6 separate regions of the Mus musculus genome follow, and regions 2, 3, 4, 5 and 6 are each linked to region 1. Evidence: chromatin loops called from intact Hi-C (ENCODE). Cell type or tissue: left cerebral cortex. All regions are shown on one strand. Region 1 holds the start of Mbnl2 (muscleblind like splicing factor 2). Region 2 holds the start of Rap2a (RAS related protein 2a). Region 3 overlaps Gm4681 (a long non-coding RNA gene). Region 4 overlaps Gm41250 (a long non-coding RNA gene). Region 5 holds the start of Gm26679 (a long non-coding RNA gene). Region 6 overlaps Mbnl2 (muscleblind like splicing factor 2).

Region 1 (5,000 bases):
ATCATTCTGCAAGGTTAGCTCGTCAGCATCTAAAGTTTGGGTGGGGAATGTGAACACTTCAGTCCCTAATAAAGTTTTAAGTCAAGAAATATGAAGAATAAGATTTAAAAAAATGTTATTGCTCTGTAGGAGTATTCTGAAGGACCTGAAGAGGGTCAAGGACATATTCCCAGCCAGGGCTGAGGGCACAGGCTGGGAATCCTTGCTACCTTGGAGACTGAGGGTGGAGGAGCACAGACTGAAGGCCTGATTGGGCCACAGAGTGAGATGCCCACACCCTGGAAACATAGTAACATCATTTGTCAAATTGTTAAAAAAAAAAGGGCAATAAAAGACTGGACTACATGTAGCTCAGTGGTGGAGAATTCCCACACTATATGCAAGGCTCTATGTGTGAAGGACATCACAGGTTCACGAAGAAAGGGTGTGGGAGGGAGAGAGAGAAGAACAGGAGGAAGAAGAAACGGAGGGCTGGGAGGAAAAGAGGAAACAAGATGAAAGCAGTGTAAAGAAAAGAAATATGCCCTCAGGGCGCAGCTACTATTTCAAGAGTTAAGGATGTCAGTGAACAGAAGGACATTGGCAGGAAGAAACAAAGTAAAATGTTCTAAATATTCAGGTGGTAAACTCAACAGACTTTGACAATGGATTTCAGGTTACTGTTGGAGAGGGAAGTGAAGAAAAGTGTCAGGCTTTTGGCTCTTATAAATCAGTAAGTGTGACATCGTTTCTTGTGATACCAAATAACCAGCATGTTTGTGTGTGACTTCTTGTCCAACACAGAAATTACGCCAATGACAGACATCCTCTAGTGCAGCTCTGTCACACCAGCCTTTGTAGAGATGCTTTGTGCACATTCTCTTAATTAATGTAGGACACAGACCTAGCCTTCTAAAATGGCAAGATCAGCTCAGGCAAGCTAGCTACACAAGGCTGCATTGTTAGAGGCTTAAAATAGTCTGGGACAACGACCAGTACAGAAGCCTTTTGAACATGAGAGAGGCTGATGTGGGTGAGGCCGGCATAGCTGAAGAAATGGCAGGTGATCTGAGGTCTGTACAGTGTGTAAGGAGGGGAAGCGAACATGGGGTAGAGAGCAGGGAGCTTCATTTAGGAAAATGGCAGACTTAAAGTGGACTATAAAGGCAGGGGCCACATTTAGCAGGACCTTGAAAGTCTGTAATTTGGATTTTATGGAGGGACAGGTTTGAGTGTAAAAGGAACATGACTTTACATGACTTCAGAAAAACCTGTCTGGCAACAGGGAAGACCAGAACCGACGTGCCTTGAGGACCAGAGGCTATCAATTAGCTTTTGTACCATACAGGGAATAGGTCAGGGCTCTGGCCGAGCTGGGAGGAGAACACTAAGAGGCTTAATGTCTCTGGGTGAGAAATGGGCTTGACAGAGACTAAAGTCTAAGTAATAAGATTGTAAAAAATGGGGATTTCGTGTCAAAAGCAGGAGGAGCTGGGGAAGAAGGTAAGTTTGAGATCAACACTCAGGTATGTGTGCATAGGTGTATTAACAGTTTAAAAAGATTTCCACTTGTTTAAATGTAGCTAATTTAACTTTCCAGGAAAAACAAAACAAAACAACAGACTTAACCAAAGCCTATCAAAGATAATATTGACTAGAAATGAAAATCAATATTAGAGATTAAAGTGAAGAGGAGTAAAATAAGATATTCTATTGAAGAAAATTAGTCCACAAGTCACAAGAAATGATGTGTTTTAAGAACACAATTCCAAAATCTAAAAATACCAAAACCATTACATTCTGCCCTGTTACTCCATTCCAGATGCATTCGTTAAACAGTTGCAGAGAGAGAGAGAGAGAGAGAGAGAGAGAGAGAGAGAGAGAGAGAGAGAGAGAGAGAGAGAGGCTCAATCTTTCAGATGAATAGGATCTTTGTTCTTGCCTGTAGTTAGTCACGGGACCTTCATACTTAATTTTTAAGATGCAAAATGTTGTGTTTTGTGGAAGGAAAATGTGTGCTTATTGTGTTTTCTAAATGCCATATGTTTTTGTTTTTGTTTTCAAAGCATGCAGAAATGCTGTTGACTGAGAAGAAGAAAAAAATAACCCTTTCCGTTCTTTTTTTTCTTGCTTTATCTTAGGGAACCTCTGGCATCTGTGGGTCAACCTTTGTAGATTGAAAATGGAGGATGTCCCTTAGGTCAGTGCCATGTGTATTCAGCAGTAAACGCCCTCCAGCAGTCATTGCGGCACTAAAGACAGGATGGGCAACGTATGAGCATTTATCAAATGGCATCTAAGAAGGTTAAGACACAGTTAATCCCCCAGTGGGTGCCAGCCAAGAGCCTCAAAGCTTAATGTAGAGATATCAGTTCTGTCCTTCGGCATCCCCTAATTGAAGTCTCTAGTGCTCTGGAAACTTAGATGGAAAATATATGGGTTCCAGTAAGTAGCCACTGAAATGACAGCTCTCTAGAAAAGCTGTGTGCTGGGGCTTCAAGCATGGTCTGGTCTTCAGTGTGCAATCCAACTTGGCTATAGCCTCCCTCCGTCATGGAAATTGCCTGCAAATGTTTCGTAAGGTATCACTTTGCATGAAAAACACTGAATTGTCTCACAAACGAATGTGTACATCTATGTCAGTATGCTTCCTCAAACGCCCTAAGACTTTAGTTTGGGATCCAATTGGATTTCTTGGCCATCTTAGGAGTTTCGTGATTCCCGGAGTGTTTATGATGCAACTCCCAGCTACGGGCTGGGTGTCTCGAAGCGTATTTGTCTGAGCTACCCCTCTCTGTGCTCTGCCAATTATGTGCCACTTTGTCTCGGAGCTATGACTGCTTTCCTCGGAGAGGGAGATCCCTTTTCCATCAGTATGGACGCACTGTTTTCAGAGCCTGCCAGCGCTGTGTTGCTGTGTCAGTCATCCTATGAGGACCAGTTTCAGACGAGGAGGGCTGACGAGCTGGCCGGGGATTGGTGGGCTGAGCCTGGGCGGGGCCTGTGGGAAGGAAGGGCTGCAGCTCACAGCAACAGAGTTTAGACTGTCTTTGCTTCATCATCTGAAGGTAAAATTTTCCAGCCACGGCCGGCGGCTCGCAGAGTACAATAAACAGGGACGGAGAACTATTTGCATGGACCCCCCTTCCTCATGATGCGGTGGAGAAGCCACGGCCACTCGGTCCTGCCAGATGTTCTTGGGGTTACTGTACATGGGGAAGACGAGCAGAGCTAAACAAGGTAGGAGAAACAACCCCCCCTCCCCAATTTTTTTTTAATGTTTAAAGAGTTTGCTGCAGTATGCTGCATTCCATGTGTGTGCTTAGGGAAGCCAGGGAGACCGATTCCACTAATTCGAACGGAATACTCGCAGGAAACCCTGGAGTTTTACGTAACGTTTGGATTTGAGAACAAGAAACGGCAAAGCTGGAATCTACGCCGCCCGTTTAGGGTGAGGCATTAAAAAAAAAAAAAAAAAACCGAGGTTTTTATTTATTTATTTAAAGGACAGATTTGTTTATTATTATTATCTTTAATTATCTGAAAGATCCAGGCCAGGATTATCTTAAGATAATGGAGGTTTTTTACTGCCAGAGTGGGCTACAGAATAAAGTTTACGTGTTTCCTGTTCTTTGAAAACATACTTGAAATTAAGAATTTAAAAAAAAAATCTGCTTAAATAATCATCGGCTGAACGTTTGGGACGAAAATATGTCTGTTTCTTGGAAATTGGGGGCCACCCTGGTGCTACAGGGCAATGGCTTTAATTGAGTTTCAAAAGCACATTTTAAGCAGCACCAGGGCAGAAGAGGAAGCTTCCTGGCTAGTCTTAGACACTGTGGTTCAATGTTTACATTGCTTTTCCTGGCAGCCTCTGTCTTTGTTTCCAGCTTAAAAGTGGAACCATTATATTCAAAAGTAAGGCTGGGTTAATAATGCTTACTGCAATTATCTGATCTGTATGCATTTTTAATGAGAACACACAGCCAGCAGAATAATTTAATGAGAGCAGGCTAGCTTTTAAAGCTGGGCTCTCACTATGCCCAGCCAGATCAACTTTCTTGCCGAGAAGCAGCGGCTGGAAAGGGTGAAGCAGATTTATTTTTAACACACTTGGCCCAGGAGAAGGGAAGGCTTTCTCTGTGTTAAAGAATTCTTTCTGCCCTTTTCCGTTTTAAATTTCTGCCAGGCTGAGGAAACCGTGTTTTTTTTGTTAGGCCTTGGAAGCATGTGTTTACAATAAATGTGTAACATTTTTAGAATAGTTAGCAAGCACTGAAGCGAAGGGGGGAAAAAAAACTTGCCTAACTGCCACCTCCGTGAATGTTCTAATGTTCTTCAAAAAAGCCTTACTGTCTCTTTAAAAGACAAAGATTAAGTCGGAAAATGTCTATTAGGGCATTTTTATATTTAGGCAGCAACAAGGAACAAAAATTAAATGAGACATTTTATCATCTATGTAAGAGGAAGTTTCTTCCTCTCGTTTGCTCCGTTCTGAGGGAGAGCAGTGCTCATTTAAATAAGGGCAATGCCACGTACCACGGTTTTTACTTTCAAGGAGAAGTGCAGGACACTAGCCCAGAACTCCTGACGTCATCCCCCAACTATTTCTGCTGTGTGTTCTTCTATTCAGCTTGTGGAAAGGAATAGTTCTCTATGTCCAGGCCAGGAACATTCGAACTCCCAGTTGGCAGGACTTGAGTTATGTCTTCCCATTTAAACCCACAGCCCATCCATCCCCCCTCACAGGCCAAATAGGGCAACTTTGCCTACCTGCCTGTCTGCCCAGGTTTTCTGCAGGCTTCTGGCTTGGCTAGAGAAAAGCCATGGCCTGCCTCAGGGAGCCGGATTTCACTTTCTTTCTGGTCTAACTCGCTCTGTGTCGTGGCTCAGTAAGCCTTCCTGTGTGGCCTATCCCAGGGGGTCCCGTCCCAGGGGGTCCTATCCCAGGGGGCCCATTCCCAGCCCCCCTGGAAACTTTACCTAAGGCCCAGGTTATGCTACCAAGTTCAAGGTTGATT
Region 2 (5,000 bases), 200 kb after region 1:
TCTGAGGCAAGACTGAATTTCTTATCACATTTTTCTTTTGTCTTTCCCCCAAACACATGATTGAAGACTTAAGCTTTTGGAATCAGAGTTGGAACAGTACTTATATAGACATAGACACGAACATAATTAAGATCAGGATATAGACACCAATATTTCCCCCAAATCTTCAATTTTATTTTATTCTTATACTGGGAATAGAACCTCAGCCTTGATAAACAGGCCTCACTAAGTTTCCCAGTTTGGCCTTGAACTCATGCAGCCTAGGCATGTTTGAATTTTGAACACTTTTGTGCTTAGAAATCCTGGTAATTGGGTTTAGAGCTATACACCACCACATTCTACCCTGACGCCCTTCTAATTATAGCAACTCACCTTTCAAGCAATAGTCTACATGCCACCACAAACCAGGACTGTATCCTCATCCAAGCCATAACAGGTAAGAAAATATATTCCTGATCATAATTTTTGTTTTATATATTAGTAACAAGAAAGCAACAAACAAACAAAGAAACAAAACAAAACAACTACTTTCATAAGATGAAAAACAGGCCTGTCAGAATGGGAAACAGACAGACTACAGATACCACACCATAGGCTGCCATCTTTATACCTCATGAAAATGTAGAAAGGCTTATGAAATGTCAGGGAGAAAAGCCTGAGAAATGCTAGGACATGTGACTAGCAACCCACCCACAACTTTGTGACAATGTCTATTATGTTTACTTTAGTTGACAGACTCCCAACTCTGGGGGAACTAGGAATCACAAAAAGATTTGCTTAGCTCCTGGATCCAAAATCCTAAGACAAGCCCACACCACAGACCACTGCCTATCTAGATTTTCAGCCCACACAGTACTAGATAGATAGACTATGCACTAGACAGTGCATAGATAGATAGACTATAGTAGACAGTGAATAGGTAGACTATGTACTAGACAGTGCATAGATAGACCATGTAGTAGGTAGGGCACAAACTACCCAATAGTTACTTCAGTTGCCAACTGAACAGGATGAAAATGCACCCAGGGCAGTGGGGCACTCTGGGGCATGTCTGTAAGGAGTTTTCAGAGGAGTGGCTGAGGGCAGGGAAGAAGAACCTTGAATGCATTTCCACCCACCCCACCAGCTAGGGTACTGGACTGAAAAAAGGGGGAAGAGGAGAACTGCCATTCAGAACTCCCTTCTTCCAGAGTGTCAGAGATGTGAGTGAACAGCCTCCCACTCTGGCCACAGGCAGCTAGCCACCTAGTGCCAAGCCATTCCAACCACTGCAGACTCTATACTGTGAGGCATGGGTGAAAGCAAGCTTTTTCCTTCAAGTTTCTTTTGTCAAGTATTTGGCCACAGCAGTGAGAAAAGCAACCAATGCAGGTTGTCATATTCACAAAAAACACATGTTTCTAGGCTGTATTTAATCCCCGTGACACCTGAAAATGTTATCACTCATACAGTTTGAATTGTACCAGAAGCATTCTGCTTTTCCTTGGGAAAACTATAGCTGCTACGGAGCAGAAGTAGTCACAACCAAGCCTGTCTTACAGAAAACCACTCTGTCTTACAGAGTCATTCAGACATGAAGCACACAGGGAAGCTCCCTCAACTTTAGTTCACTACCTTATATGAGTAGCTTAGACTGAGAGCAGAGCCTCTTCAGTTTTGACTCCCGTGAAACATTCCTGATGCTTCCCCCTACAGTTTCTTCACTGCCTGTTCTCTAAGTTTCAAGTTCTCAAACTTCCATAGTATATAACTGAGAAGTCACGACTGACCTGAGCTATATTGGCAGCCTTCCGTATCCATGCATCCAAACAGCAGCGATTCAAAATTATTGGGGGATGGTGTACTGTACTTAGCATGTAGATTTGTTATGAGTCACTCCCCCAAGGACTGTATAACCATTAGCCTAACGTTTGCAAAATATTAGGCATTACAAGGAATCTAGAAAGAACTGAAATGTGCAAGAGAGCATGTAAGCTAAGTCCAAATATGCCACTTCATACACGGGATTTGAGCATTTGCAGGATTTTGGTTCGGGGGTGTCCTGGAACCAAGCATCCATGGATATGATGCAAGGAGAGATGGTAGTTGACATTTTTTAACTTGACAAGGCACTTGCTCTAAACTGTTTTCAATAAAAACTTGCAGTTATGTTGTAGCTAGGTAATTCAAGCATATAAATTCTTAAATGTTCAGAAACAATAGGCATTTGGGGGACTCCTATATCAGAATACATTTTTGTACTTTGACAAGTGACAGAAAAGATGGCAAAAGAATGTCCCTCTGTTAGAAGAACCCAGACCGAAATCCACTCTACAATGACCTCTGTAAGAAATCAGAATGGTGGAGAGGTACACCAAGCTCTGACAGAACTGAAAAAATACAGCCTTCTGAAAAGTGTGAGGTAGTTATGGTTAGAGTTGTCATTTCAAGGACATGGTTTAATGAAGATAAATGCAACGAACAGTTATTGCAGAGGGTGTAAATTTTCATGTATTTGCGATTGTGGCTGGGAGCGTATGACGAAGATTCGGGGGCCAAAGATACGCTGGTTTACAACGGGGTAGAAAATACACATTTGAGGAGGCATGATCGGAGGACCACAGCAACTGCTGCCAGATGGATGTCTCCTGAGGGACCGGAAAATTTCTCACCCTGAAGACAAAAGTCCCAGTTTTCTCGATTCAGCCCACGATCCAGCCCGCATCCTCTGCCACCACTTCCATGCCCATCTCCAGGCAGAATGCCACGGAGGCGACGTTAGAACAGAACTCATCCCTCTTGTCTGCCAACGCAACCCGCTCCGGTGCCAGAACACCAGGGGGTCGGGCGCTCGAACCCTGCCCCTCCCAGTTCCCCAGCAGCCCTGCACTGTCTCCACAGTGCAGGTTTGATTGGCTCCGCCCAGCCCTCTGTCACTCCTCAGTTGGCCTACGATTGGGTACCAGGCCGTGCGCAAGCGCAAACTCTCAGCCCCTCCAGGCCCCGGAGGGGAGTTGGCTCAGTCTATCACTGGGTCTTACACCAATTGGTTAGCAAGATGAGACGCCTTTTCATTGGTCAAGAGTGGTAGTCTAGAGTCCGGACTCACAATCTGATTGGCTACAGTGAATCCGAGCTTCCGCGCAGACACCCCCGCAGGCTGTTGCTGAGATGTTCTGGGGTCTCCCGACAGTGGGGGGCGGATCCGAGCTCCAGGTTTTCCAGGCGCCCAAGGCTGTCTACCAGCCCGGGGGGAGGAGCTCGGCTTACGTCAAACTCGACAAGGGCGGGGCTAGAGGGCGGGCCGGTGACGTCATCGGGCGCGGACCGGGTTTGCGTGTAGCCTGGGCGCCACGGACTAGCCGAGCTTCGATTTGCTTGTGTAACTCATGGCGGCGGCCCTTAAGGCTCACGTCGTTACGTATAACGGGATCAAGCCAAAGCTCTCCGAAGGCTGACAGGCTGAGTCATGTATGTCAGCCATAGGCCGGCCCGTCCTGAGGTCCCCAAGCACGGTGCGCACGGCTTCCTAAGCCCACGGTCCCTCCACCGTCACCTCCCGCAAACCCCCGAGCGTGGGCGTCTGACGTTGCCTGCCTTCGGGCGGAGGAGAGCGCGCAGACGCAGTACGGAGGCCGGTCAGGCTGGGTGTTGCCGGGTGTCGCGGAAGCCGGTCTTCTCTGGAGCGCGCGGACGGTCGCTAGGCGACGGCGCGAGGGGCGGGCTTTCTTATAGACCCCTCCCACCCGGCTGGCTCCGCCCCGGGCAGCGCTGCGGCTGGGCTCGGGCGCGCGCTCCAGCGCTGGGGAAGCGGCGGCGGCGGCGGCAGCAGCGGCGGCGGGAGCTGGGCGTGGAGGCGCGAGGGGCGGGGCGGGCGGCATTGCGGGCCCGCGGTTCGGGCGGCTCCGGCTCGAGGTCGAGCTCTGTTGCTGCTCTCGCCCTCGGGGCTGCATCGTCCTCCCGCTTGGCCCGCTCACAGGGCCGCGCACGACTCGTTCAGCTGCAGCCCCGCTGCCGGCGCCCGGGGCGCTGCCGCGGCCGTGAGCCGACGAGTCCGTAAGGGCGGCGGGGCCGCGGGGTCGGGGCGCGGCGCGCGGGCGCAGGTCTATGTCGCGGGCGGCGGCGGCGGCGGCGGCCGCGCAGGGACGATGCGCGAGTACAAAGTGGTGGTGCTGGGCTCGGGCGGGGTAGGCAAATCCGCCCTGACCGTGCAGTTCGTGACCGGCACCTTCATTGAGAAATACGACCCCACCATCGAGGACTTCTACCGCAAGGAGATCGAGGTGGACTCCTCGCCTTCGGTGCTGGAGATCCTGGACACCGCGGGCACCGAGCAGTTCGCGTCCATGCGGGACCTGTACATCAAGAACGGCCAGGGCTTCATCCTGGTCTACAGCTTGGTCAACCAGCAGAGCTTCCAAGACATCAAGCCCATGCGGGACCAGATCATCCGCGTGAAGCGGTGAGCAGAGCGGGGCACACGGGGCTCGGTGGCTGCGGCGATCCCGGTCCTTGGCTTGCCCGGGCTACACCACCTCCTCCAGGGGCTCAGATTTGTGGGCTTTGTTTCACAAGTGAAATTGGGCATCCTGTTAACCCTCAGCCCAGCCCTTTGTCTCTAGGACGTTGGTAGCGCTTCTTCGGGACCCTAGAAAGAACAAAGTTTCAAACTTGCAAGGAAAGAAGGGATGAGTAGGTGGGCGCTAGGGAAAGGGGAGCTGTCTTAGTGTAGGCACGCCTGTGAAGAGTGAGCGCGCGCTTAAATGCACCCGTAAGAGGTTTGACAGCCGAAATTTGTACATACATATCTTGTGACAGTGTCAATACTAAGTTAGGGGGGACCTTTCTCGTTGCGGAAAAGATTAAATGTTGCCAGGAGGTTGGCAGAAATGGATTAGTGCAAAACTTTAAAGACACATTGGCAAATAATTTGAAGACCACACAACATTCAGTTGGCTTGGCATATAGAAGCACACTTGTGACATTTACGCGGAGAGCGTGCAGATTCAGTTCTCTTTCTC
Region 3 (5,000 bases), 140 kb before region 1:
TATAAATACATGCCTAGAACAGAGCCTTAGTTCATCCCGGGACTGTCTGACATCCCCACCCGACCCTTCACTTACAAGCAGCTGGGCTGCACCTTTCTGGCATCCGGTGTGCCTGGCTGCGTGTTGAGCATCAGGTATGGGTGGCTGTGTTTTGAGCAATCCTGAGTTTCTTTTCTCCATTGCCCTACCTGGTATAAAATAAAACAGAGACCACTGAAGTTCTTACTAGTAAGGTAGATTGATTAGTTTTTGAAATTGCTGCAATCAAATGCCTGGCAAGAAGCACATTGAAGGAGAAAATAATTTTAGCTCCTGGTGTGAGAGTGTGGGTCATCGTGTAGGTGAACCAGAACAGCAGGAGTATAGGGGATGCTTGCTTACATCTTAACAGATGGCACACAGAGAGACTGGGGTCAGAAGTAGGACTGAGCTATGACCCAAAGGACCTGACTCCCCACGACCCCTTTTCTTCAACCAACCACAGTTTCATAATCACCCAAAGAGCACCGAACTTCAAGCCAAGAAGCATTCAAACACGTGAACTTGTTTAGAATATCTTCTATTGAAACTGTATCCTAAGAAAAGTGGCAGGGGAGACCAGAAAAGTGAGGGTAATGCTTTTGTTATTTTGTTATTAGTTTTATTATTTTGTTTCTTTTTGTTTTCTTTGAAGGGTGTAGGAGGAAGAGGTTTCTCCCTGCTGAGATGACAGCATCTAAGGCTTCAGTGTCCCCTCCCCACAGTTCTTCCCTGAAATCCTGTGAGTTCTTGTCCTAACAGCACTGCAGACTGGCAGAGCTCCATCATAGCTTACCATACTTTCATTCATTTATGACTGGCAAGGGCTGTGCATCCAGAAACTCTGCAAGATATGGTCTCGGTCTACACGTTGGCTATGACTGACAAAGGAGGTCTGATGACATTCATCACCAGGTCAGGGTGGACAACTTTGGGCTTCCTTGGCTCCTGTGCGGTATTGTGTTCTCATGAGCAGAGTCTCTGGGTACTCTGTGCAGACCGAGGAGAGTTCTGGAAGAGGTGCTAATGTATGCTTGGCAGTAGCTACTGAATGTGATAATCAGGCTCCGACTCTGCGGCGCTGACTCAGCTTTTTTCCTGCCAGGATGTGAAAGGTACCATCCAAAGACTGAGAACAGACACGTGGTGGTCATCTTGCTGTCTCCAGAGATCTATTCTTATTTGGTTGAAAAGCCCAGAACATCATCTATAAAATAAGAGGACGGTGCCTTGGAATCTCTACGGTGACTTTCAGTTCTTATCAGGTTTAATTGTGAAAGTTCCAGTTGAACTGTCAGAATGACAGCGATGCTTCATAACCCAGTGTGAAATAAAAATTTTTAAATACTTTTATGGGCTGGAAAATACCATTAATCCACATCCAGATTGGACAAGAGTGAACTGTCTCCCTCACTTCACACCAGGAGGCATCCAAAAAGTACAACTCTAAAGGGTTGGTCCAAATTGAAGAAAAATTTCTCTGGTGATCTGGACTATTGTTTCTGGGCCCTAAGAGGAGGGGATAACCCTGCTCCATCTTAAAATGTCAATCTCTAGAGCCTTCACTGTGTCTAGTTAGGAAAGACCAACACATGGGGTACGTTTCAACAAGTCAGAGTTTAAAACCTTGAAGGTCAAAGCAGAATACAGCTAAAAGATCTATGATCTTGAAGGAGCTGGAAGCTGGGGCTGCACTCTGGAAACCAGGCATTGCCACCCACCACGTCGATAGCTGGGCTTGAGGAGGTGTGGCGCCACTGGAAGACCATAGCCAGCTGCCCATCTCCACACCACTTCCTCTCAGTTAGTCCACTCCCCCTCCATACACACACTCCAAGCCTTGCATCTCTTAACCGGAAAACAGGAAGGCTCCTCCTACTTTTTAGGGTTGTACACAGACTTTCCCAGCGCCTCCAAGACTGGACGTGTACGTGTCCTTTTCTAGTCTCCGCCTTCCTCTTAACACTGGCTCAGTTGGAGCTCCAGGAAGTCAATGGTTTCCTTTCCTGAAGCGAGCTGGTAGCAGCCTGGTGTTGCATAACCTGCAGGATGAGCGCTGGGCCCCGAGGGAGCCAGCGCTGGCCTCGCAGACAGGCTGGCGCGAGTCCGGCATTCCGTCCAGCAGGGGGCAGCAGAGCTCGTCGGCGCCGCTGCGCAGCCCGTCTGGGAGACTGGAGCCATTACAACCCCTCCGGGAAAGGCTGGAGTCCTCAAGCATCCCATTCTCATTTGTGGAAGCATTTTTCCAGCCTCGTTTAAGCTAGGACACAGTGTTTCGGCAGCTGATGCGTAATCGCTTTGGTTTTTGGGGTTTTTTTTGTTTTTTTACTTTCTTGCTCTGCTTTTGTTCAGTTTTAAAGAGGCATTAATTACGTTCCTAGTCATATCAATGCGCACCAGACACCTTGTATTTCGTTATAGCATCCCTTCATCATCTTTGCTCCAATTTCCAGATGATAACCGTGCTATAAGTAACTGAAAGATGTAACTATTTCAAAACAGGGCTGAGACTGGGGCTGGAGCGAATAAGGAAAGGATGTATGGGTTGGTTTTGGGAGGTTGTTTTGTTTTGTTTTGTTTTCCTTCTGTTTTTAACAGTCTTCTGTCCAGACGTATTGGACATGATGTAATAAAAGCCCGATGTAGGTCCAGCGCTTTTATAAATGCTTGAGGATAGGAACTAAAATGATATTGGAAGATTTCTTGAACTGAAAGACAACATATAATTCAGTTTTTCCTTTGAGCAGTTGACCCAGGCACGGGTGGGGGGTCTATGATCTTCACCCCAGAACTGCTGGATCACAGCCTGACGTTCCTCAGCTCCCCAGACGGTTTCTGTGTGCTTGGAAGTCTGGGGAACAGCCTGGGGGGGGGGGGCTCCTAGTTTGCCTTCAAATTTTGGAAGGCCTGGGCTGGAAAGATGGCTAAGCAGTTAAAAGCACTAACTGCCCTTCCAGAGGTCCTAAGTTCAAATCCCAGCAACCACATGGTAGCTCACAACCATCTGTAATGAGATCTGATGCCCTCTTCTGGTGTGTCTGAAGACAGGTACAGTGTACTTACATATAATGAATAAATGGATCTTTTTTTAAAAATTGGAGGGCCAATATCTGAAAAATCTTGAGTGTATTTGTTTGACCTTGTTCGGAAGGGCAGGAATAGCTTCAGTATATATGACCCCTGAAAAAAGAGGAGATTCTCCAGTTCCCCAGAAGAAAAGGGAATTGTGGGTTGGGGGGGTGGGGTTTATCTCAAACCTACTGGCTTCATACTAGTTACCAGCAAGTTCAAACTGGGATGTCTCACCTAAAAACTTCTTCCCTCTGATTCTTATTACTTGTAAGATAGGGATGTGGTTTTTAAAACCCACTGGGTTGTGATCCCCTCCCTCGCCGCATGGCCGTATGTGTGTGTGTGTGGAGGGGTGAGTGTGAGTGTGGGTGTTTGTGTGGGTATCTTGTACAACTCATTCACGGATACAAACAGTGGCAAAGGTGCAGGGTGATGTGGTTTGCCCCGTGGTAAGCGTCATCACAGTCAGAAGAAGCTACTATCAGAGGGATCATCACAGTGGTCCGAAGGTCCGGAGAGACTCCGTGGTGTTAGAGCACAGTGCGAGGACAGATGCGATAGACAAAAGGAGGAGAGGGCAAAATTCACACTAGCACCCAGACAACGAAGGGCAGACGTTCCCCTACCAGACCCTTAAAAATATTGGTTCTTTCGCAGCAATGCTAGAGTTGTGAGTTTCAGACCCTTCGAGGCAAGCCCTTTGAGTCAAGCGGAACCAGCACAGTCAGGCCGAGGGAGCCCAGTCAAGCCTAGCGCCGGAACCGCAGCCTGTCTACGGCTTCTCGTCACATGGGCACAATTAGCCGTGAGTGGAAACAATGAGACAGCCCCAAAGAAGATCACAACATGAATGTGACCACTGGACCTCGAAGCGGCACTTGTCTTTTCAACACCATGTTATTAACCAGGAAGGCAGGAGTGGCCTCCCCTGGGAGGCAGGCGCCAGCTCCAGGCAGCCTGAGGCCCTGTGCTGGCTAGGAATCCTCCCTACGCAGGACATCAGAGAGATCAGCACGGGATGTCCGGTGGACCCAGCAGGCTCTCTGTAGCGTGGTGGGTTGAAGTCACAGGATCACCGAGGAGCTGCAAACTCAGCCAGCTGGCCTTGTCGCCTCCATTTTCATCTCCCTCTGTCTCCCCTGCAGAGTCTCAAGTAGGTGAGATCTCAGATCCTTGAGAACAGTCTAACCTTGGAGTCTGCCCTGAGTGCCATTTCTTAAGTGGTATTAATTATGGAAAGTGCATGATAGACAGTAACCCATTGTGTCAAGTCTGCCTGACAGTATGTTTTCACAACGTGACATTGGCCTGCTACTGAACAGCAAGGAAAGTTCAGCAAGTTTGAGCAGCCTTTGTGCCATGGATCACTCTGTCCTTTGGGGTAGACGACTCGGATAGCGGAACAGCCAGGGAAAGCCGCAGCAACAGCCAGTGAGGAGTGGGGAAGACAGCCATTAGCCATCTTGGCTTCACATGGTCTTGGTTGAATTGACATACTCATCTATCTATCTTGGGAAATGTGTTTTCCGACTCAACTTCTATCCATGTCAGGGCCTGGCATCGGTCCTCCGCTTCCCATATCTGGTTTTCCCACTACTCAGGAATTCCTCCAAATTTCAAAACCAGGCACCTCCAGCATGTGAGACACTGACTGGACTCCATCCTGGCTGCTCTGTTTGTCATCTGTTGTTTGTTCCAAATGAATGAGTGAATGAATGAATGAATTCTATAGAGAGCAATTGAACTTTATCCTGGTTTTATACATATATACCTTCCTCCCCCCCCTTTTCTGAGTTTCTACCTGAGGAACAGGTGGTCAACTTTGTCACCTTCCTGGCAGTCAACACTGGTTCATTTCTTCCTTTTCCCCTCCAATTTCCAGGTGACATTTTGTTTCTTTATGAGATGCC
Region 4 (5,000 bases), 100 kb before region 1:
TCACTTCAGCTCTCATGACCTAGTCACTTCTCTCAAAGACTTCCCTCCAACCTCATCCTACATTTCAACACGTGAACTTTTCGGAGAGATAGACATTCAGTGACTGGCACCCACCCAGTCGTCAAATCACAGATTCAATTGTTTCAGTAATCTAGTTTACTATCCTAGTTAGCATATTAATTTAATTTAATTTAGTTTATTCTGTTTGGGCAAGTTCAACGTCTCTGTGAGCAAACAAGCAGATAAACACAGAAGGCGGCACGGCTCTTCCATGGGACTCATTAGAGTCTTCTACCTGGATTAGAGGGACAACCTAAGATCCAAAGACAGGGTGTGGATATGCATCTCAGTCAAGCATGAACTTAGCATGTGTAAAGCCCTAGAGTCAATCCCCAGAGCGCGCGCGCACACACACACACACACACCCCAAATAATAAAGAATTAAATAAAAGAGAACATTGATTAGAAGGTTCCTTTAATACCTGATAAGGCATTCGGAGCACAATGGTAGAAATCAGAACATGCCAGGACTGTCATGTGGGGATGTTGCCGTCGGCTTGTGTGCCGAGAGGGCGTAATGAGAACCTAGGAAAATGCTTGTTTTACAGATATTGCTAATGCCTTTGGGAAAATTTTTGTCATGATTTCTGAAGCCTGCTTTAAATACTACATAGAAAATAATAAAGTACATGTGTCAAAGCGTGAACAATTTACAATTCCAGGCGATGGGTGTATGGCGTTTGTTATACTATCCTATCGTGACAATGATAAGCCTAATGAAATGGAAAATTACAAGTTTAGTTCGGCAGTGTAAACGCAATGTAGTGATTTATAAGCCCTATTTAGGGATAATTGCCACGTGTACAATGGCTATTAGGCCTATTGTGAATATGTCAGACTCATTTTGGTCAGTCCTTTTGATTACCAAAGCGCTATGTTCAAGAGCATTCAGAGGCCAGTGTAAATGAACAGAAAGCATCTACCTGCATGGAGTCTTGAACCCTCCACGAGCCGGAGTGGTTACTTGTCCAGCCCATTTGGTGGCTGTCATTTATCCCCTGTGAACAAATAATAACAACAGGCTGAGACAGCGCCATGTCCTCCCAGCCCTTCCACATATCTTCTGCCCCCCTCTGTCCCTCCTACCTTTGGGGGCTTTGTGGAGAGAGATTGGTTTTATTGTTTGTGAGATATCATCTCACTATGTAGGCCTGGCGCCCCTGGAGCCCATCAGGTGGACCATGCTTGGAACTCATGGTTTCTCCCTCACCTCTGCCTCCTCAGGGCTAGAATTATAAGCAAGCCAGGATGCTGGCTTTGCCTCTCTTAGGCTGAGGCTAGACTCGCTCTCTTTCCTCTCCCCCAGCCACATGGGATCTCCTGCCGGCACCTTTCAACCTTTCTCCAGCTCTTCAGATGGACTCTTGTAGGACTCCCTCAGCCCTTGGTCTGCTTTCGTTACACTGAAGGGTTTTATCGTGATTTATTACTCACTTCTCTGTTTGACAACCCTCCCTGCAAAACCATCTGTCTCTTTGTAGCAGACTGGTGACATACATACAGATGAATCACGCACAGGTATACATACAGCACACTCGTGCACACTCCATGCCCCTTTGATGCGTCACGACAGGTGAATCTGTTTGTGCCCTAAGTGACGCTAAAGAGTGGGGCTGGGTGAACCCGTTTGCTTCTTGTTGGTGTCTTGTTTTCGTGTGTCATCTCCAGACTCCCTCCCCAGAGGCAGCAGCTCACGTTCACCTTCCCCTGTTGCTTGTTGCCTGTTGCTGATTTCTGCATTTACTTCCCTTGTGCGCCATCCTGGTTTGTTTGGGGTAATTTAGATTTTAAACCATTCTTCTCTAGCATCTATGATGCTTCTTCTAAATTGAATTTTTTTTTTTTACCTTCAGGGAGCCAAGAACTCTGATGCTTCTAAATTTACATCTGGGTAGCAGATTCGCTCTGAAGTTGGACTACTGGAAACAAATTCAATTTTTCAGAAATGTTACAAAGAGTTACATTCTTTCAGTCTCATCCACCCAGCTCCTCATTGGGGACAGATGGTCTGTCCGTAAGTGTAATCAGGAAGGTTCAGAAACATGACAGAATGTTTCTCTCTCCTAAGATTTTTCTTGCTGGTTTGGCTTCTGAGAAATCTATTCTCCCCCTGCCCCATGCTGACAAAAATAATATCCCAAAGGTCTACTACACTGTCTTTCATTACAAACACACATATATTATTTACTGTATAAATGGTGAGAGGCTAAACTTTACCATCTTCAAAAAATAGAAACTTGGGTATTTCCTCTTGCAACAACAACACCACCACATTTTGTTCTTAGCAAATGGAAATAGAAAAGCTATAGGCTCTCTGCAAAGAGAGAGTTGCATGAGAAGAACCAAAGGTGTGGGGGCGGGGGGAATCACTGGATCCAGAGCTTGTCTCAAAACTGTCCTTTATTCCTGTCCTACCTCTGACATTTCGACGCGAGCCCCAGCTGCAGTCCCCTGAGCATGCTTAGAGGATGGCATTTAATACGATGAGCCCATGATGCATGTTCAGTAATGTAACAAGGCAGAAACCTCTGAAATGCAAATCTATCCCAAACTATTCTCATGCCAGTAGAGAAATGGCCCCCAAACCAACTGTGCCGGTTCCTTTTCAGGAAGCTGTGCTAACTTGGAGGAGAGAATGTTAGAATTCTTGCCATCGCTGGCTATTCCCAGCATCCTTCATTTAAAAGGAACATCCATATTTTTACCTCCTGTCTTGAGATACACCACGGCTGTGGTTTGCTGGGCAGCATCAGCACTGCTTACACAGACCCTACCATAACCATCTCTTACTCTATAGAACCCTCTTACATGGCTCCACGTGCTCCAAGCTCCAAGGGGAGGGGGGAGCCAGGGAAAGACTCCCAAGATGACACAAGGACTCACACACATCCTTGGTGATCTGAGTCGCTCCCGTGGAAAGCTGAAGTCCTCTGTTACTACAGCCTGCAGAGCTGTGTGTCCTGGAGACAGATGGAGGCAGAATGAGCTGACTGAGGCCAGGCAGGCCTGAGCCTGCTCACCTTTTCCCTTGAGCTTTACATCCTCAGAATATCAAGTCTCTGAAAACAGGCCATCGCTCATGTTTCCTAAGGCAGGAGTTTGTTCTTGTTAAAGAGAAAGGGAAAGGCTAGCAATTCTATCTACAACGTTGACTGGAAACACACACACACACACACACACACACACACACACACACACACACAATAGGAAGAATAACAAAACAAAGCCCCAAGGGATACTAGCTTTCTTGTTTAACGAAAATGTGTGCATATTATAGCCACATGTAATTACTGCTAATGGTATATAAAACAGTATAAAGTGGTTGCTTTAATAGGAAAGTGTAGTAAACACGGGGTAATGATGTTATTTAGTTTTCACTAACAAATCCATATTGTGCCATTTCTACAAATAATGGAGCGGGGTTTCTCTTAGTGAGGTGATGTATTCATCCTGATGCCTGCTGGGTGTGGAGCTTAGTATAAATGTTTTCACCTGCTATATGTTCTTGGAAACCTAGATTTGACAAAGCTAGACTCAGTTCTCCCATCGAAACAGCTTCATCCCCAAGTTCCCTTGCAATATTTAAACAGCAGAGTCAGCTTAGCATGGCTCACACGTCTGAATTTCCTCTCTGCTTTCTGTTTTCCTGGTCATTCCTTACAACCCTGAACACTGCCTACTTCCTGTCCTCATCTCAAGTCAACAACTGGAAGGAGCATACCTCAGAGGAATGTCACCGGCTGACCTGAGGGGAAACCAAAGGTGTGTGTCATGGTCCAAGGGACAGGACTGGCATGAAGCTTTGCCAACCACAGTTTTGTTTCTTCATTGTAGAAATCTTCCTGGTTTTCTTTGAGAGGACTTACAGCTGTTCTAAGGAAGTGAGGAAGTAGTAGCAAATTTTGTCTTTGGCCTTTCTGGTTGCCAAAGAAGTGGCAGTTACGTCAGGACCAAGGGTTCCTTCCTTTTACCCATCCACCCAGCCTAGATTCATGCTGTCAGCGACCCTTGCAATGCGGTGTTAGAATGTAATGGTCTACAAGTCAGCGTTGTATCTCCACTGCAAGTCACATGACAGGCTCTGTCAAGGGCCTTGCTGCCTGCCTGCTAACTAAGATTTGCCATTACCACTAACAGACTTTTTAAAAAATAATTTTACAACACATCTATTTGCTAGGATTATTCTAGCTATAATTTATATTAAGTAACTCCTTTAATGCTTTCATTTTGTTTATCCTCTATCCAATGGGAATAGTTTAAACCTGACATACTTGTGAGGGGGCCAGTGATAGCTTGGTGGGGAAGAGGGTGTGAGAGGTTATTAGCAGGGAACTATGTATGGTTGAGGAAAAGAGAGTGCCAATCAGTTGAGTCCTGGGCAGGCTGGGGTTCGCACCCACTGCTACAAGACTGTATCTCCTCCAACCAAGATCAAGAAACACTCAGAAAAGGGATGGGAGTCAGACTGCTTTAGGAAGTGAGTGTGAGGTGCTTATCCAAATAGGAGCAGAAACAAGAGCAGCATCTGGGAATTAACTACCACACTCCACGCTTCTGTTGGTAGCTGGGGAAGCCAGCACAATACGGGAAGCATGCGCAGTGTTCAAGGTGTGGTGCACACGCCCTCTTCTCTTATTTACACTACCCCAGCCTCCAATACATAGAAGAATGTTTTCCATATGTGGATTGGTGAGATTTCTAAATTGGAAATGTATGGAGACAATTTGAGCTGGCTTATAGAATGCGTGTTCTCTTGGCAGTTGTCCCTAACTCTATTTTCATAACTGTTTCTCCCCACCCAGCACTGTAACTGTGGGTGAGCGTAAAGTACCAGCCAAGCATCAGCTAGCGAGTGGTTCTACTTCTACAATACGGAATGATTTCCACCTCCACTGGCTAAATCAGGAAATGACCACATTTACCTGATTCTTCAGTTTACA
Region 5 (5,000 bases), 120 kb after region 1:
TACAGGCTAACCATCCTTTTGTACCAGGAACAGATAGCACCCCAAAGATACTATCGTAGTAGGGGGTACCAACTGCGAGAGAGAGAGAGAGAGAGAGAGAGAGAAAGACAGAGAGAGAGAGACAGAGAGATAGAGAATGAGAGAGAGATGTAACCAGCACAGAAGCATTGTAAGACATAGATAGAGTGACTAGAGAGAACTTGAAGGGAAGAAAAGGGGAAGGAAGGGAGGGAAGAGAAGGAAAAATAAATAAAAAGAAAGTATATGTGAATTATATAACTCTGGTCACGTAAGCATAGTAAAAAGGAGGGTGGGATGATAGCAAATAGATGATTGATTGATTGATTGATTGACAGGCAGATAGAGAGACAGACACACAGACACACAGACACACAGACACACACACACACACATACAGATGTGCATGCTGTATAATAGGTAGATATATGCACAGGTTGTATAACTGTTTCCACACAGGCGTTCAAAGACGTAAGTAGGTAATGGAAACAAATACGCTAACTTTGCAAGAACAGTGGTGTCTTTGTTCAATTATTTTTCCTTTGCCGTTTTAGGTAAAGAACAGATTTCAGATTAATTTCTCAATTTTGATATCCACCCTAGAAAAGTGGGCAAAACAAAACCCAAATTAACTCTTTAGCAATTTGGGTAACTTGGGTTCTAGATCATTACAGTTTTACCCTCTGAACCTAAAGACACCATGAAGGGAAATCATCTCCTCCAACTCCTCCTCCTCCTCCTCCTCCTCCTCCTCCTCCTCCTCCTCCTCCTCCTCCTCCTCCTCCTCCTCCTCCTCCTCCTCCTCCTCTACCTGCACCTGGTCCTCTCCCCGACCTACCCCTCCGTTGGCGCGGTGGCCACCAGGCTTTCTTCTGCAGCACTCTGCTCTTTCCCGTTATCTCAGGTATGCAGGGAGTTCCAGCGAGGAAACTGTGCCCGGGGAGAGACAGACTGCCGCTTTGCACACCCGGCAGACAGCACCATGATCGACACAAACGACAACACCGTAACCGTTTGTATGGATTACATAAAGGGGCGTTGCATGAGGGAGAAATGCAAATATTTTCACCCTCCTGCACACTTGCAGGCCAAAATCAAAGCTGCGCAGCACCAAGCCAACCAGGCCGCGGTGGCCGCCCAGGCAGCCGCGGCCGCGGCCACAGTCATGGTAAGTGCGCCCGCCGCGCCCGCACTGCTGCGCCTCCCAGGCCGCGGGTGGTGCTTGCGGGTGGGAAGGAGCTGTGCCTCCGGGCAGCTGGGAGACAAGGCTGCCATTCCCGCTGCTCCGCTGCCTAAGCTCTGTCGTCATCCCCCACCCCTTCTTGTTTTGTTCTGTTTTGCCCTTCCTTCCCTTCACAATAACTAAATCCCCAAGGTTCAGGGAACCCAAGCTGTGAGCTCTGTCCCCTCTGCAATCTGGTCTCCAAACCTCCCCCATCCTTACTAGGATCATGGGTCTAGGGCCTTGCAGTGAACCAGGAGACAAAGCAAGTGGTACAGCCCTATGCTACAGTCAGTTAGGGGGGAAAGGGGTAGCCCTCAGAAATGCCCAGCAACCAGTGACCCCGTCGATCACTAGCTTCTCCTCCCCCCATTTCCCCTTGGCTGGGCTGCCTGCCAACAGGTCAGGGCGAGTACAAGCACAGCAGCCACTCAGGAAAGGATGAAATGGAACTGAGCTAGCTGGTGCTAAAACGAACGACCTAGAAGACCTCTAACCCAGGCTAGCCCTTTAACTCTCCTCACTGTCCCTCAGGAACCAATGCTGCTATCTCTCCTGAATCTCACAGCCTCCTCGGCCACAGGAAGCATTGTCATTTTGACCGTCTGGGAGCCTATAAAGACTCCAGAATCTTGTCTCACCTAGAGTCTCGGAATCAGAAGATTTAGGGCCTGGAAAGACAGCTCAGTGGTCAAGTGTGGACAGTCTTTGGGAGGACTGGAGTTGGCTTTCCAGCATCCACATCAGGTGGCTCACAACATCTGTAACTCCAGCTCCAGGGGAGCTGGTCTGGCTCCTAGTAAATGTACATCTTCAGACACAGACACACACATACACATAACATTTAAACGCCCCCCAGGTGTTCTGTATGCACGCTAACATTTGAGAATCACATGCCCAGACCACTCCTCGGGCTCGGTTGTATTCAGGAATCAACTGAAGGGTTTGGGAAGGATCTACCGTTGATGCCTAACCCTATAGCAGCTGGTACAGTGCTATGGTTTGGGAAGGAACCAGGCCCAGGCCCTCTGAATCTTTGGGGCGACTCAACTCCAGTGCACACCCACAGCTGAAAACCAGGGCACTAGGTTGCAGAGATTTTTTTAATGAATTTACTTTAGAAATCTTTACATGTACAGTGGGCACATCACTCGCACCCATTCATAGAAACCACTTAGAGCCTGCCAGCCCTCGGCACCTGCTGGGTGGGGTGAATGAAGGAGGCTGGTTGCTTTGCCCTTCAGGAGCTTGGCATGTAGAGTGTGAGCAACTGTGCTTGTCAGCCACAGCGTGGGAAGCATGGTGGGCTCCAGAGAGAAGGAAGGACACAGAAGCGTACCCTCCCTGGGCAAGAATAGATAGGACTTCAGAGATGAAAGGCACCTGAGAGTGTAGTCTAGGTGCTGGAGAGATGGCTCAGTGCTTATAAGCACTGGCTGCTCTTCCAGAGGACCCAGGTTCTATCCCAAGCACCCACATAGTTCACAACCATCTCTAACTCTGGTATTAGAGCACGCAGCGCCCTCTTCTGGTCTCCACGGGCACTGTAAGTGGTTCAGACAGTCTCCATTCCTGTTCACGTGGGGCCAAATGCATCCACATGAGAGGAAAATAACTCCAATGAAGGGTTTAGCGGAAGTGGAAACCCTAAACCTCAGTATATTTGGGGACAAAGTGGAGGCATGCAAAGATAAAAACACATAAATAATTCAACCTATATGAAAATGAATTATCTTTAGAGAAAATGAGCCCTTTAAGTCTGTGAGTGTAGAGGACTCGGTTTCCATCTACTTAATGAATATCTTATTCGGTGAGAGTCTTCTCTGTGGTTAGTTTTTCAGACCAGCCCCAATTTACTGCTCTTTGTGTTGATTCTTGGCCAGCAAGGTCATGTTCCCACACGACATTCATTGTATAAGCCACACCAGGGACTTAGGGCACTCCCTGGCCTAACCAGGACTCTGCTATTGAGACAGTAGCTTAACTGGCCAAGTTGACTTTTTCTGCATCATGTAACACCTTCAAGGAAGAGAGAAAGACAGGGCTTGGGAATGTTGGGGACGGCTACCAGGTCTGTCTCCCCTTTCTCCCTTCCACCCCCCCTTGGCTTGTCATTTCTACTCTATGAGACCAACATCTCCCCATGACACAGCCATCTGTAGGGATATATTCTTACATCTGATGAGAGAGGAAACAATGTTTCAACAGAGGCTCTGATTAAAGGCGGGGGTGGATCACTGCCATTGTCTTGGTGGCTACATCTCTATGGTCAAAGTGACAGAAGCAGATTACCCTGGGCCACAGTGGCCCAGCTTTAGACACGATGAGCTCTGGAGATGAATCTGGAAACGTTTGTTCCTCTCACCCAAATACCTGTGAAGATTAAAAACACGGTAGTCACCGTGACTATCAAGCTCACCCCCACCTTGTCATGCTATGTTTATACGTCGTCCTCGAAGTCGGAGTTCCAATACACACAGCTAATACCAAATCCAGTCCTGAAGGGGCAGTGTGCAAATCTGTGTCAGTGGTAGGCGACTCAGGGTGGTGGAGATAGGAGCAGAAGTGTCCATTTACCTAAAGCCCCACAGTGTGAAGGCACAGCTGAGCTCTGCCAGGGGCCCTCCTCCACGGTCTCACGTAAGCTCATCAGAATGCAGGAAGATTACTGCAGTAGATGCTGCGAGAGTCAGTTACCATAGTTTCTTGGATTGTTACACTGTGCCCAAATTTGGAGTGCTGAGCAGTCGCAGGATTTCGAAGCATCTTTGGAGGCGACCGAAAGCAATGTAGTTTCAGAACAATGCCAGCGCCTCTGTGACAGTGATGGGAAGATTACCGAATCTGTCATATCTTTCCAGTTAATGTGAGGGGCTCCTTTGAAACCAGCCTTGGTATAGTTTGATGAACCTTACAGGCAAGATTACCCAGAACAGTGCAGAAAGTCTATTATTCTATTTCCTTATTTAGAGGACAAATGGAGAGCTGGGTGCAGCTGAAAATGCTAACATTCCATTCCCCAGACTTCCTGAGCCGAAGACAGAGCGCTTCCATGGTGTAGGTTCTTATTATTGTCCAGGGATCTTCCCCCTGACTTTAAATAGTCAGGCATTACGAAGGAATTTAAAGCTCCGACTCTTGAAAAGAAGAGGCATTTATCTCCATTTGAGCCTTATTCTTTCATAATTCCTCTTAAAATATGAGCATCTCTCTCACGAGAATTTTCCAGACCTAAGAGTAAGCTTGTCGGAGGTGCCCTTTGCTAGTTTTAACACAAAGGGTATTTGATCTTCATGTGTAGTCTTTGTTCACATAAACCAAGATGGATGGCAATGGAAAGAACTGGTAACGGGACAAGCTGCCGTTCGCCAGATAAGTTTCAGTGGTTCTGGAAAACACTCACCGGAACTCCAAGCCCACGCTTCTGTCTGCCTCATTTTATGACCAGTGAGCCAGCACTTCTGATTGTTGCCCCTGGCTCTCCCCACCTCCTCGATCCCCACCTGTGATGCTGGCCTGGACAATTGTTCTCACCTTGACCTGTACTGTGATGGTGCCTCGACTCTGAAAAAGAAATCTCGGCCTCTCATAAAGTCTTATCACTGGTGTCTGTCCATTCAGACCTAGACCATAGAGGATCAGTAAGAGAGACAAGGCTAGCAAGAAAAAAGACCAAGTGTCTGGCGTGCAGTGGGGTTCTGGTTAAATTGCCCTTTCTTGCACTGGTGCCAAACAGGCTCCTAACACACCCGGGACTGCT
Region 6 (5,000 bases), 94 kb after region 1:
AGGACAGGAGCCAAGAACAGGGCTCTGGGGTCACTGTGCTGTGCTCACATCTTGGCTTTGCCTCTTTCTACTTGTATTTGTAAGGGTATGTGACATAGCCTGTGCAGGACCTTGTTCTGCCATCTGTCAAGTGGAGGTGTCTTCATACTACTAAGCAAAACATTTAGCATAATTTCAAGGATGCAGCTGAAAAGAACCATTTAATGATTAGTAACAAAACGGTGTGTATTTGTTGTAATTCAGTCAACAAATGTTATCAAGAATCACTACCATATACATATGTGTCTGTGTATGTATATATGTATGTATGTATGTATGTATGTATGTATAATGCTCTTTTTCAAAAGTATTATTCTCTTTAACAACGAATCAGTTCAGTTTGCAAATAGATCAGTTTGACAGGCAATTTCTGGACTGTTCTCAAATACCCAACTCTTAACAATGGATGGGTCCCAATGTTAGGAAGATTTATTCCAGTTCACCCAAAAGTCTGAAGAGGGAGAGGGAGTGATGTTTTGCTCCGTGTTTGTTTGGATTCCATCAAGTTTGATGGTGGTGAACACAGTTGTCTGGGTCCATCCATCTCAGAGAAACAGTCAAGAGCAAGAAGTCTGAGAAACGGCCACAGATGCTGTGTCCAGATGGGCCACAGCAAGAGGAGTCTAGATGGGCTTTGAGAAAGAAAACATGGTGTGTAACCAGGGTGTTCTGTGGTAATCAAGCTCCCCACACTTGGTAGCAAAGACAGAAGAAGCCACGTGGAATATTCACACGTAAGTTTCCGCTCTCCAGTATGTAGACATGGCTGGTGGGAGGCAGAAGAGCAAGGCCAGCAAAGTAACCCTGTGGGTTTGTTTTGTTTTGCTTTGTTTTTTTCAACACTGGGGCACCAAGGCTGCACATCCAGGACAGAAAGTCAGGGTCACTTCTGGGTCATGCTGTCCTAGGAACTTGGACCTTGATCAGGATAAGGAGAAATCATTGTGTTAGATGACCGCAGCAGTAGGCGGTGCCTAAGCAGGCGAGTGTCTTCCCATTTCTCTTTCCTTCCGCCATCTCCCTGTTTCAAGCTACCCTTGAAGGTGGCCTCACCTCCAGGTTGAGATTGTACAAGTGCCTGGCTCGTGTGTGCACGGTAACCGCAGAATGTTGCCCCCCTGAATTTATCTGTTCGCTTTCCCTTCCGTTTTACTGGCGGGCTCCCTCCTCCTATACAACTTTAATACCAAGGACCATTTTTTATCGAGTCACTGTCTGTCATCAGAATTTAAGAATTATCCCAACATTTCTCTTGGAGAGCAGATCTTCGGAGACTCAGTAGGCCTTCCTGAATTGCTAATGAGCTCCTCAGTGAAACACTGTCTGCTCCTAAAATAAACCTCTCCTATTAGATTTTCCATATGAAAAGTTGGGTAGCTTTTAGACCGACTAGTTTCATTGGTAGAAAAATCACTGGGCTTGATAAAGATTTACAAACAGTGGTCATTTATTTCTAAACAAGCAAGATGATCTCATTACCCAAGTTAATTAAAGAAAGGAGTCTATCTGCAGAGCCAGACACCGTAGGGATGGGACTCTCCATTCCCAGAAAGAAAGTGTGTTTCTTAGAGGTTGTTAGCTTCTGCAGCTGCTATAACAAGAACTGGAGACAGGATGGCGTAAAGCAATGGAAATCCACTCCGGCAGTCCAAAGTCAACATCAGCAAAGTCATGGTCCCTCTCACACCTCCAGGAAGAATCACTTTTCTGCCTCTCACCTGTCTGGGGACCGCAGATGTTCCCTGCCTTAGAGTCACCATCCCCTTCCTATTCCTCACCCCATTCCCTCTGTACAGATCTCCCGTTTGACAAGTAGCTGGATGGGATGGCATGGGCCTGTACTCCCAGCTACTCTGAAAGCTGAGGCAGGAGGATCACAAATTCAGTGCCCGCCGAGGCAGACAGACAACTTGGTGAGATCTTTTCTCACGCTTGCTTTTTCTTTGTTTTACGAAGTCAGGTGAGGTCTGGGAGGATGTAGCTTGATGGTGAAACACTAGACTTGCCCAGTATGTGCAGGCACAATTCTTACTGGTTAGGAAAAAAATGTAAATGAAACGTAAAGGAGCTCAGACAGTCGGCAGTCATGCTGGATCAGCTCAGCTAAGCACCTGGTGTCCGTTTAGTCTTCAGTGAGCTCCAGTTAAGGTCACTGTCACTTCCAGAGGTAGTAGGTATTAGGACCTCAGTTTATCTTTTTCATGGAAATACAATTCAATGTAGAACATTGCTGAGCCAGTGTTATGCCTACCCAAAAGTTCATAATAATATCACGTCATCTGTTCTCCTTAAACTAGCTTTCAAATGTGGAGCCAAAAATCTGTTACTCGGGAACCTCTTCCACCAGCCCCAAGAGGCAATGTACAAGGTTCGTGGTTTAGTAATGGCAGATCAAAACACACTGTTTGATCTTTGACTTTGACTTGACCTTGGAAAGTCCCTGAAGTCTCTCTGAAACCCTTCCTTCCTTACCCTTAAGTTGGGGTAGCAGTCACGCGGGTGTTGTGAAGCTGTAATAATAGTGTAACAATGTAACAGTGTGTGAAGACTATTCTGCTAGGTGTGATGTGATTGTTTCATTGTGAGTCTCTTAAAAATGGCTCTGCAGAGGGCTGATTCTGCAGAGGGGGTGACAGAAGGGATCTGAGGCCAGTCTGCCTGGATGGAAGCACAGGTCTGCTGCTTCTGAGCTGCATGGCCTTGGGACGTTGTTACCCTCACCTCCCCGTGCCTCTGTTCCATCCCATAAAACAGGGCTATTAACAGTACCTCTTTAAGAGCTTGTAGTAAAGATTAAGTAGGAATGATCTTTGAAAAGTGCTTAGAAACTGCCTGCAACATGATAGGTGCAGTATTACATAACTCCCTGCTATTTCCGTCAAGGACAAGGCCACAGCGTCCCGTCCTGTGTGCAGTTCCACCCCAGCTTCTGGTATTAAACAGATGTTCAGAAACCATCTGTGGGATGGGTAAAGGGATGCACACACCACTAAGCCCCGACCCCACGTCCCCTGTAACTGCCACACTTCTTCTCCAGACAGTGCCCCAGCCTGTGCTATGGTGCAAGCCATGCCTGCCCTGCACCTACCCAGCCTGGTTTTTCTGAACAAAGCGCAGGCTCCCTCTACTTCAGCTGCATCTGTAGGTCATTGCCAGACCACTGAGTGGTCCAAAGCAACCTGAGAAGAGTGTTTCTTTTCTTCTGTGATTCAGCATGATGGCACTGTTGAAATGTCTCTGTGCTTTCTTATTTTCTAGTATTTCTCCCCTCTCCTCATGTCTTTCTTCCCCCTTAGCCCACCCTTTCCCTTAGCACTGTCCCTTCCCCTTCCTGAAAGCATTCACACCTACAGTACAAGGAACAATCATGCATTGTGACTTTATCACAAATATGTGGTATTCAGTCGAGTTACCTTAAGTACCTATCTATTGAACATCAGCCAATCAGAACGCAAGGAACCTCCGTATTGAAGGCTCCCTGATAGGTTGAGTTTAACTGTCTGATGGCTGAGGTCCTGCACTGGTCAGTACCAAAATTTGGAGGTGGCATTGGTGTGTGTGGACAGAGGAGTGGCAGAGATACTTAACAGCATCTGGCTTGGGAATGTGCCTATTTTCTGTCTAAAACTGTATTCCCTGTGTTTTAATAAATGGCACAGACACACCAGTGCATACTTGCTAAATGTCAGCCTTTAAGGCTGTCTGTCTGTCTGTCTGTCTATGAGTTCCAGAAGTACCCCTCCCCTCACTCTGAGGCAGGTGATTAACCTGCCTGATAACCACGTAGCAGGGGTTGTGTGGTTGTGGCGTACCTCTGAATAGACAGCCCGTCCTTGGAGAATGACCAGCCTTTAGAGTTGGTAACAATTGGTGATAAAATGGTGGCCAGCATTAGCTAAACATTTATTCTTCAAATAGCCACTTCTGACTTCCTACCAGGACCCTGTGCCCTTAACTGCGTAATCTGATTAGGGCTGTAACGTCATGACCAGCCCTTTCTGCTAAGGCTGGCAAGTTCCTGGCAGTGTGTTTGAATGGTATTTAACCCTCCGTGACATTCACCCATTCACCATTGCGAAGCTGGTGTGTGTGTGTGTGTGTGTGTGTGTGTGTGTGTGTGTGCGCGCGCGCGCGTGCGAGAGAGAGAGAGAGAGAGAGAGAGAGAGAGAGTTTGTGTTCATGTGTTTGTGTTCATGTGTATGTGCACATGTGGAGTCCAAGGAAGAATATCAGTTGCCATCTATGTTGTATTTCGATACGGCATGCCTTATGGGTCAGAAAATCTCCAAGTAGTCTAGGCTGGCTAGCCATAGGCCCCCCGAAGTTCCACTTACCTGTCCCCATGTCCCCTGCACCAGAATTACAAGCGTGTGCCATTGTGCCTGGCGTTTCAACACTCTGAATCTTACTTACCATTTCATGGCATAGTGTATGGCACATGATAGGGTTAGCATGTTCTCGTGGGAAGGGGGAAGGAAGAAGTCCATTGGTGACCTTCACTGCATGAGGTCGGCTTCAGCGCTGTGGTCTCTGCAAATGAAGGAGCAAAAGAGGGCTCCCCTCCCCCACAGCAAGATCCCTGGAGCCATGCTGTGAATATTTCATGCACCCTTCTTCACCACCACCCCCCCCCCCCCCCGGCACTGCACACATTTATGAGCACTGCGCCAGAAAAAAAAGCCATGCGTCGCCACTAGACAGACAGGTCGCTACTAGACAGGTTTCTTGTTAGGTTGATAGGTATCGTGGTCTACACTAACAAACACCCCACATGACTCAGAAGACACGTACATTTTAGTTGAAAAAAAAAAAATAGAAGTGGGAAAATTTTCAAAGGAGGCAATTGTTGCCCGGAAATTTGTTTCCCTGAATCTCCAGAGAACTCGGGCGTTATTTTTGGTTTTACTGATTTCTCCAGACTGGCAGGTTTCCAGTTCTAACTTATAAAATGAGGAGGAGGA

The links. Hi-C counts contacts between places; a loop is a spot of excess contacts. Peaks named below come from ENCODE experiments on the same cell type or tissue, not always from the same donor. Only the 100,000 strongest peaks of a DNase experiment are listed, where the experiment ranks them.
Region 2: it touches region 1 in a loop (5-fold over the local background); 14 of 42 quality-filtered maps call a loop at or near these places.
Region 3: a loop joins it to region 1, with 5 times the contacts of the local background. A loop is called at or near these places in 15 of 42 quality-filtered maps.
Region 4: it touches region 1 in a loop (2.2-fold over the local background); 2 of 42 quality-filtered maps call a loop at or near these places.
Region 5: a loop joins it to region 1, with 3 times the contacts of the local background. A loop is called at or near these places in 31 of 42 quality-filtered maps.
Region 6: it touches region 1 in a loop (2.2-fold over the local background); 8 of 42 quality-filtered maps call a loop at or near these places.

The regions. Positions count from the first base shown.
Region 1 is chr14:120,272,687-120,277,686 of GRCm38, forward strand. Mbnl2 (muscleblind like splicing factor 2) reads left to right here and starts at 2,983. Exons shown (of 8, transcript NM_207515.2): 1 at 2,983-3,219. The region is part of intron 2 of Gm52122 (a long non-coding RNA gene); the gene reads right to left. In left cerebral cortex, no CTCF peak of the experiment used is centred here; DNase peaks (open chromatin) are centred at 2,932, 3,834, 3,998 and 4,591; H3K4me3 peaks cover 2,757 bases; H3K27ac peaks cover 2,882 bases.
Region 2 is chr14:120,474,600-120,479,599 of GRCm38, forward strand. Rap2a (RAS related protein 2a) reads left to right here and starts at 3,862. Exons shown (of 2, transcript NM_029519.3): 1 at 3,862-4,441. The coding sequence starts at 4,128. In left cerebral cortex, no CTCF peak of the experiment used is centred here; DNase peaks (open chromatin) are centred at 3,042, 3,605, 4,213 and 4,679; H3K4me3 peaks cover 2,927 bases; H3K27ac peaks cover 3,820 bases.
Region 3 is chr14:120,135,909-120,140,908 of GRCm38, forward strand. Gm4681 (a long non-coding RNA gene) reads right to left here. Exons shown (of 7, transcript XR_001781467.2): 2 at 76-188. Among named protein-coding and RNA genes, the nearest start is that of Gm4681, 3.7 kb to the right of the region's middle. In left cerebral cortex, CTCF peaks have their summits at 2,147 (motif pointing right) and 3,049 (motif pointing left); DNase peaks (open chromatin) are centred at 1,069 and 2,116; H3K4me3 peaks cover 775 bases; H3K27ac peaks cover 1,740 bases.
Region 4 is chr14:120,168,260-120,173,259 of GRCm38, forward strand. It overlaps Gm41250 (a long non-coding RNA gene), which reads left to right. Exons shown (of 4, transcript XR_874975.2): 3 at 1,914-2,074; 4 at 3,760-3,821. Among named protein-coding and RNA genes, the nearest start is that of Gm41250, 17 kb to the left of the region's middle. In left cerebral cortex, no CTCF peak of the experiment used is centred here; DNase peaks (open chromatin) are centred at 2,061, 2,680 and 4,842; H3K27ac peaks cover 1,402 bases.
Region 5 is chr14:120,387,978-120,392,977 of GRCm38, forward strand. It overlaps Mbnl2 (muscleblind like splicing factor 2), which reads left to right. Exons shown (of 8, transcript NM_207515.2): 5 at 923-1,186. It overlaps Gm26679 (a long non-coding RNA gene), which reads right to left and starts at 923. Exons shown (of 3, transcript XR_003951152.1): 1 at 857-923. LOC115486414 (a long non-coding RNA gene) reads right to left here and starts at 766. Exons shown (of 2, transcript XR_383782.4): 1 at 1-766. In left cerebral cortex, a CTCF peak has its summit at 2,778 (motif pointing left); DNase peaks (open chromatin) are centred at 1,014, 1,224, 2,737 and 3,934; H3K4me3 peaks cover 1,174 bases; H3K27ac peaks cover 4,226 bases.
Region 6 is chr14:120,366,228-120,371,227 of GRCm38, forward strand. The region is part of intron 2 of Mbnl2 (muscleblind like splicing factor 2); the gene reads left to right. Gm26679 (a long non-coding RNA gene) reads right to left here. Exons shown (of 3, transcript XR_003951152.1): 2 at 1-5,000. Among named protein-coding and RNA genes, the nearest start is that of Gm26679, 20 kb to the right of the region's middle. In left cerebral cortex, no CTCF peak of the experiment used is centred here; a DNase peak (open chromatin) is centred at 2,941; H3K27ac peaks cover 1,927 bases.